Linked DNA regions of Homo sapiens: all the other regions are linked to region 1. A link is a contact called in ENCODE Hi-C data. All regions are on one chromosome and are shown on one strand. Each heading gives the region's core, a stretch centred on a gene start or an enhancer-like site at or near the end of the contact. The rest is flanking DNA. Distances are from core to core; before and after follow the strand shown.

Region 1 (2,558 bases), core at 22-2,521:
CAGTATATGGTTAACTTGTAAAACAGAAATTCACTTGCTTTATAAGAACGAAATCTCATTTAAATAAACCAGGTTTCTTAGGCATGCTTCCTTTTTTTATATCAAATGTTCTAGGTTTTTTTCAGCCTCTTTAACCTTGCTATATTCTGAATTCAGTAATTTCCATACTATGCATGGTTTCATAAAGGACACAAATTTAAAGAAAAAAGGTACCCATAGATTGCCTCAGAACCCCTTTTTCTGGCAACCAGCAGGAGTTTACCAGGCCATCATTAAAGACATGTTTTTTGGGTATATGTCGTAAATCTCTAGAAACATTGCTTACAAATAGTACTGTGTAGCTATACTTTTGAAACTATAATGTAAAAAGGGTACCATTTGTTGAACTCTTACAGCATCAATTAGGTTGTATTATGTTCACTTTAGGGACAAGGAAATTCAGGCCCTTATGACATTAATTACTCACCCATATCGTTCACAAGTGTTGGAAGCAAGAGTACAACACAGACCTATATGGTTCCAAAGCCTATGCCAGTAGAAATAGTTGTACAGTAAGTGTTATTCGTGAGCTAAGACAATCGTCCTAGGCTTAGCATTGTGTCTGATACGTAAGTGATCAGACAGGTAAACATTGATAGAACTGAAATCCTTTGATCATTTTACCCTTTAAATTCTTCTCTGGGGTAGGAAAAGCTTGTTTTCTGTTTTTGGTAACCGCTTTGAGTATAACTGACATGCAATAAGTTGCACATATTTAAAGTGTGCAGTTTGATACGGTTTTACATATGTGTACATCTGTGAGGCCATCACCCGAGATGAGAAAATGCACAGGCTGCAAATAAAAATGATCTCAATACGGCCTCTGGAAGAACACCTGATCTAGGCTGACTTGATCTAAGGAAATACATGAGTATCATGTAAACGCTGAGGTCAGATCTAAAGGTCGGCTCGGAGCTCCCTATCTGACAAGTAGGGTCCCCTGGCCAGGTTCACTCCATAGGTTAGTCTCGGGGCTACCCTGCCCACGTCCGGAAAGCGGACCTACCTGGGGCCTAACCTTGACCGGACACCCGTCAGCATTCTCCAAATCCGACTTCTACACCTGTATGGGACGGACCAAGTTTCTAGGTCCGCGATCACACCAATGGCGGAAGCTCGTCAGCGCCCGGGTTCCAAAATCCCGCCTCTCAAGGCTTCTTGAGACATTTTGTCTCCCGGCGTGCAATGCGTCCGCCCCGGGTGGCCTCCGCCCGGAAGACGGAAGTGCAAAGACTTCCGGTCGGCGTGAGCGTGAGGTGTGGGTGTTCGTTTCTCAGGTGAGTTCGGTTCCTCACCGGTCCAGTGACACATGGGACTTGGGGCTTGATTCCGCCACCCTTGGAGAATTTCGTTTCTTGACACTCGCTGGGCTATACTTGAGCTCCAGTCCGGAGATGCAGGCCTTGTTGAGGGCGAGGGTTCCCCTTGCTCTTTTTGGTGGGGGCCCTCCGGCTTCCGAGTGCACTGGATAAAGTGGAGCCCACCCCTGTCGTTCACTCCCGCTGAAGTTAACTTCGGCCCTCAAGGTTGTTTGCCGCCCGCTTTCCTAGCCCCTCGCAAGGGTTGAGTTATGTAGACAAGGGAGCGGAATGACTGTGATTGCCGGCGTTCAAAAAATGTTAGTGGTTCGTTCAACAAGTATGCAAAAAGTGTGCGATTCAGCAGTGAACAAGACCTTTCCCTCTACCTTCGTGGAGTCTACAGTCTGGGGAGAGGGTCGGGGGGCGTGACAGAAAACAATGGTTTCAGGTTGTAACACTTAATAAGCAGGGAAGGGAGCTTACGGAGGTCAGAGGAGTCCTTTCTGAGGTAGCGAATGAAGGAGCAAGCCTTGAGAAGAGCAGTTGCCAGGCATAGGGACAGCAAATATGAAGGCACTGACGTAGAGATAGTTTGGACTCTTTACAGACGTAGTTGGTGCCTGCGGGGATGGGGATGGAGAATGAAATGAAATAGAGTTGAAGGAGGCAGGGGACAGATCACAAATGACCTTGTAGATCTTGAATATATATGAGGGAGGAGGTCTTTAAAGAACTCGAAGAAAGGCAGTGAATGCTTTTTTAAAAGATCACACTGAGCACCTTGTGGAGGATTTAGGGCGGAACTGAGTGGAAAGAAAACAAGAGTAGGAATAGATAAGTTTACAGTCGTTAAGTTGGCTTGAGAGGATGGATAATGAAGATGAGGTGAAGTGTTTATAAAAATCATTTGTAATTTGTAAGCTGTTGCATAAATGTAAGGTGATGACGCTGTTGCATTCTGGGGAAATTAAATTTCTGTATTTTGTAAAGAAATTCAGCCGGGCGCGGTGGCTCAAGCCTGTAATCCCAGCACTTTGGGAGGCCGAGGCGGGCGGATCACAATGTCAGGAGATCGAGACTATCCTGGCTAACACGGTGAAAACCCGTCTCTACTAAAAATACAAAAAATTAGCCAGGCGTGGTGGCGGGCGCCTGTAGTCCCAGCTGCTCGGGAGGCTGAGGCAGGAGAATGGCGTGAACCTGAGAGGTGGAGGTTGC
Region 2 (2,558 bases), core at 23-2,522, 4.1 Mb before region 1:
AAAGGAGTGGGATTCTCTGACCAAGACTTTTATGAAAATGAAACAAAATATGTTGCACTCAGTCTTCCGGATGTTGAAAAGTGAAGATGTCTCCAAGGATTCGAAGGAAGTTGATGTTTAGGTTCCCTCTGAGAGGGTGGTACCCTTAATGTAAGACTTTTGTGGTAGTAATACCGTACCTACAGGCCTGGAATAAATATAAGGTCTAAAACCTTGGAAATACTTTGTATAAAAGAAAACTCCAATTCTCTTTTGCTAAGGACCACAGTTACCAAGAGTTATCAGCTTTCACCCGGACAGACAACAGTGCTTCAATGAAGAACTACAAAGGCCTCTTTTAACCCTACTCTTTTCTTCTGTTAAACTTTTAAGCGAGACCTACGACAGCAAAAGGTGGAGAGGCCCCTGCGGAAGTAGAAACCCAGGACTTGCAACTTCACAGACAGAAGCGTCTGTGGTTCCTCCGCCGCCCCAGGATCATCCGGACTCAGTCTACGACACTACGGAAGCTTCACCTTCCTGGTGCGGTGGCAGAGGCGGCATCGCAGTTGCATTCCTTCTCCCTCCACCATGCACAGCCTTCGGTATCCCAGGGCCTGCAGGATCCTGACACCCGTTAGCCAGTCCAGTGTCTCCCATCTGACACTTGCAAACACACTAACAGAAATACACATAACTGGCAGATGATATACGTGTATTGAGAGAAGGTAAGAAGCCACAGACAGCACCAGCTGCCGGGAAGGCGGCAGAGCCGTCTAAAGCGGGCTCGAGCTCGTCGGCCACGGCCACGGCCGCTGCCGCCTTCTCTTCTCCCCCAGGAAGCAGCGCGGCGGCAGCGGCTCCTCCGCGCTGGCGGGAGCCTAGGGGAGTGGAGTCTGGGGAAGCCCCACCACTCGCGGATGGGACCGGGCCTAGGATCTGGAGCTGCTGCTGCTGCAGCGGCCCGAGTACAGCGACGCTTTACGTCCGGTCCACCACCACCCCCATACACACCCCCTCCCTCCCTCCACCGCCGCCACCCCCCTCCCCGCCCGCTCCGCTCTCCGTCTCTCGATTGGAGCCGAGACAAAAGCAACGGGAAGCGGTGGGCCGGGACGCTACCGGCGGACCCTGGGCGCGACCGGACCGGCCCCGGGGCATTCCCCCGCCTTGCGGGGGCCCCGAATCTGCCGCCCCCGCCGCGCGCCCCGCTGCCAGACTTCCGAAAATTTACCAAAAACTCACCGCATGAATTTTCTTGTCCCGCGGATCCAAGATGGCGACGTATCCACCGCGGAGGCTGCTGGGAGCAAGACCTTTACCCTCTGACCGCCGCCGTGACCCCCGTCGCTCCGGCTTCCCTCCAGGCGGCAGCGGAAGGTGGGAGCGACGACTGCAAAACGGCAGCGATGGGGTGGGTAGGCAGGCCGCTTTCAGCGCGCTTCTAACAAGGTGGAGAGAGGCGCTTCACTTCCCTACCGCCCTTACCGCCGCTCCGTCTTGTCTCCCACCGACTCACAGGGAGGCTTGCTGCTCCTCCGCGGCCGTTACAGAGAGCGGGGCTTCTGCGGCCGCTACCGTTTCCCTGGGGCTAGGTTGCTTCGCAGAAGGCTCTGGCCCTGAGTCCGAGGGGGACTGCGGGGTCCAGGGGCGATGAATGGTGAGGTGGCTTCAGTCCGCCCTCCCCGGGGACGCTGAGCGTGTTCGTGTTCGTGTTTGTGTTTGTGTTTGTGTTGGACACCCCCGCCCCCGCACGTCCGCCTCGTCACTCCTCCCCTCCTCACTCCCGCCACCTGGAGCGAATCTGATCGTGTCCCTGTTTCCTCCCTCAGCTCCCGCAACCTCCGGAGCTTGTGCGCGTACTTCAGGGACCGGCACCACGTCACCGTCACCTCCTGAGTAGTGAGTTCCCCTCTGATGAAACCACTGGTGTGTTTACTCACCATCCCCACCATTTTTTTTTCCCCAACCTGATGGAAGGAAGTACATAATGGAGAGCAAGTTTTTAAAGCACGGTCGTGTCGTGTGAACTTGCTCTAGCCAAATTAGGTTTATAGCACTTTTTTTGGCTCTCATTACCTCCAGTCCCCACATAAACAAGAGTGACCAGCTGGGTCATCCGCAAGACCGTTTGAAATTATTGTGGCTTGGGTGGAAACTTAAAGGAGTGAAGTATCTGCTTTCCAGAAAAATCGTTGTCATTCAAAGTGAAATTAAACTTGTTTTCTTTGCAATAATTCGCCTTTATTTCCTTGTATATCTGTAAACTCTTCACTTTTTTGTAATTACTAGACAATTCGGACTTAAAAAGAGCCTCAGCATGTGTATTTTGGAATTGTGTAGCTTCATAATGTGAAAATTATTCTTTTCTATTTGAGTAAAGTACAGTTAATTTGAAGTAAATAAAATTTCTATTTCCATTGGTTGTTTCTTTTAAAAAGTCACCTTTTACTTACAAAAGAATCACTGTAATCCAGTTTACATTTATCATTGAAGGTCAAAAGCAAGAAATAGGAAGAAACACAAGCATACTATAAAATAAAAGGTAACTGTCATGTTTTTGAAGGTAAGGTGTTTTG
Region 3 (2,558 bases), core at 32-2,531, 3.1 Mb before region 1:
ACCTTAAACGTCACTAGCAACAAACGACATCTTTTGCAAGGATGCCCATTAACAGACATCACAGCCCCGCGTTACCTCTAAGCAACGTCGTTCAGGAAAACCTTGCATTCTCACTTTCGCTCAACCTTTCAAAAGGTAACACGGGGCCCGGGGGTGGGGGTGGGGGGATTTAACACTTTGTTTTCGAAAATAGGGTCTTATCTATAACTCTTTATTTTTAAACCACATCATAAGGATTTGGGGTGAACGTTCTTTCATTTTAATCACTATGAGATCTGTGGGTGAGCTAACATCTTTTTGTTCCATCCAACCATCGCGCTTCCAATTCTTCCTTTTGGTCCCCGGCCACTCATCTTCACAGGTATTTTCATCACAAAGGCCAACAACGACTGGGCTTCAAAGCACTGCAAGCCCTGGATTAATGAGGCAGGACCAGCGCACCGACTTTTATCTGTGGCTCCAAAAGTCAAAGGACTTGTTGCAAATGAGCCCGCACCTCAGTCGCCTTCAGAAAGTGTGAGGGGAGGAGGAAGGCGCCACGCCGAAACCTGTCGCAAACCCGAGAAGGAGAGCCCCGGGGACTGGGCGCGCGGGATACAAAGGGCCGTGAACGCGGCCTTCCATGAGGCGACAGTGCGCGGGCAGGGAGACAAAATGGAGCGATGGGAGGAATCGGAGCCCGAGCGGCAGCGGCGGGGAAGGGGCGGCGGCGGCGGGCACGCGCCCCGCCAGGGCTTCCTCCTCCGACCAGCGACGGGGGAGGGGGCGCGGCGGCGGCCAGTTCTCTCCGCCGCTTACACGCGGCCCCACCGCCCGGGCCTAGCGCGGCGGGAAGCGCCAGCCGGGTGCCGCCAACAATAGGGAGCGAGGCAGCGCCGGCGAGGGAGGAGCCGGCGGCAGCTGCACAGCGGCCCGCGTCCGCGCTCCGGGCCCCGCGGCGACTCGCCGCGCCCGCGGCCCGTGAAACGACGCGGTAGAACGAGGGGCGGGGGGGCGCCACGCCAGGGGTCGGCGGCGCGGCCCAGAGGCGGCAAGGGCGCACACTCTGCAGTCGCTTCGGCTCGCGGCCGCAGCGGGCCCCGGGTCAGCTTCCCGGCCGCAGCGCCGCCCGCGTCGGCGGCGGGGACCTGGGCTCTCACGTACCTGGTTGAACTCTTCGCCGACATCCGCGTAAATGTCTATGTGGTCCACGCCGTCCGCCATCTTCCTTCAGCCTCGGCCGCCGCCGCCGCCGCCGCCTCCTGCAGGTCTGCCCGCCGCGGCAGCAGCAGCGGATCTAGCGGCGGTGGGGGGGCGCTTGCGTCACTTCCGAGGCCCGAGGGAGGGAGGCGCGGGCGACAGGGGCCGGCCGGGGGCGGGGACTCTGCAGCCCAGCCGCTCTGCTGGCTGAGGAAAGGCTGCGCCTCTGAGGGCAGAGGACGTTTCTTTTGTGTCTGGGTGAGGCCCGGGAGTGGGGGCCAATTTTTTTGTCCTACTCGCGCATCCAGCTTAGCAGTGGGTCCCACCTGTTTCCACACACCGTCTTTTCACGTGGCCTCTGGCATACTCAGACGTTTTGTTAATATTTTCATTTATCCGTTGTTCTTATCTTTCTCACATCCAGGACTTTTAAAGGTGGAAGTTATATGTCCGTGCTTAAATGCAAAGTGTAACCCCCGGGCATTCTGTGAACGGCTTAAGACCAAAAACAATGTCTTGTTTCTGCATCCTCAGAGACCAGCAGAGTTTTATTTGCATCGTAAACGCTAGATACCCGTCAGTGGTTATCTTTGCATGCTGTTTATGTTGCCATTTCCATCTCTAATCTTCGTGGGCTTCTTTCCCCCCCACCTTCCTCTCGCATTCATTGCCATTCATTTTTTCTTCCTTAGATCTACAGTAGGTTGTCTCTGGCGTAGTTCAGATGCTTCTAACATGAATGCAGTCATCTTAGAGCACACCCAAGAGAGTGGAGGTATCTTGAGGCCAGGGGGGCTTCTCTCTCAGAATCCTAGAATGTCCCAACGGGAAGGGAACTGGAAAGGTGTCCTTAGGTCTAAACATCTCATTTTACAGAAGAGAAGACTGAGGCCTAATAGAACCTAAGTGATTTAACCAGGTCACATGGTCAATAAAGGTAGGAACATTCAGCCACGATACTTTACTCAAAGATGTCTCTCCAGTTTGAAACTTTCCCCTCCATTCTTAATTTCTTTTTCACTCATTAAAAAATATACTGTAGTAGAGCGTGTTTCCTGAGAAACTGGCCAGAAATCATTCATAGAATAACCCAAACAACATCTGTAAGGTTGGGCATCTCTAATCCAAAAATTTGAAATGCTCCAAAATCTGAAACTTTTTGCGCACTGACATGATGCCACAAGTGGAAAATTCCACACCTGATCTTATTTGCCAGGTCGCAGTCAAAAATGCAATCAAAACTTTTTTTCATGCACAAAATAACTAAAAGTATTGTATGAAATAATCTTCAGGCTGTGTGTATAAGGTATATGTGAAACATAAATGAATTTCGTTTAGGCTTGGGTCCCATCTCCTGGATAATTTATGTATATGCAAAT

What was found. Hi-C counts contacts between places; a loop is a spot of excess contacts on that map. Pooled maps may share reads with other maps.
Region 2: a pooled map shows a loop between it and region 1 (18-fold over the local background). The contact joins the promoter of CNOT2 here to the promoter of LLPH in region 1. A Hi-C loop is called at or near these places in 7 of 50 pooled maps.
Region 3: a loop to region 1 is called in a map of CD8-positive, alpha-beta T cell, with 13 times the contacts of the local background. The contact joins the promoter of CPSF6 here to the promoter of LLPH in region 1. A Hi-C loop is called at or near these places in 2 of 168 maps with a recorded cell type or tissue (CD8-positive, alpha-beta T cell and naive thymus-derived CD4-positive, alpha-beta T cell) and 9 of 50 pooled maps.

The regions. Positions count from the first base shown.
Region 1 is chr12:66,129,463-66,132,020 of GRCh38, reverse strand. LLPH (LLP homolog, long-term synaptic facilitation factor) reads left to right here and starts at 1,271. Exons shown (of 3, transcript NM_032338.4): 1 at 1,271-1,316. It overlaps LLPH-DT (LLPH divergent transcript), which reads right to left and starts at 1,270. Exons shown (of 2, transcript NR_125724.1): 1 at 1,046-1,270. RefSeq lists enhancers at 1,248-1,357, 1,398-1,547.
Region 2 is chr12:70,242,147-70,244,704 of GRCh38, reverse strand. It overlaps CNOT2 (CCR4-NOT transcription complex subunit 2), which reads right to left and starts at 1,272. Exons shown (of 16, transcript NM_014515.7): 1 at 1,225-1,272. It overlaps PRANCR (progenitor renewal associated non-coding RNA), which reads left to right and starts at 1,345. Exons shown (of 5, transcript NR_120460.1): 1 at 1,345-1,393; 2 at 1,812-1,881; 3 at 2,476-2,524. RefSeq lists enhancers at 543-682, 1,413-1,612, 787-1,986 and silencers at 983-1,242, 1,314-1,853.
Region 3 is chr12:69,238,292-69,240,849 of GRCh38, reverse strand. CPSF6 (cleavage and polyadenylation specific factor 6) reads right to left here and starts at 1,281. Exons shown (of 10, transcript NM_007007.3): 1 at 1,144-1,281. The coding sequence starts at 1,203. RefSeq lists enhancers at 1-544, 545-1,125 and silencers at 589-808, 959-1,458.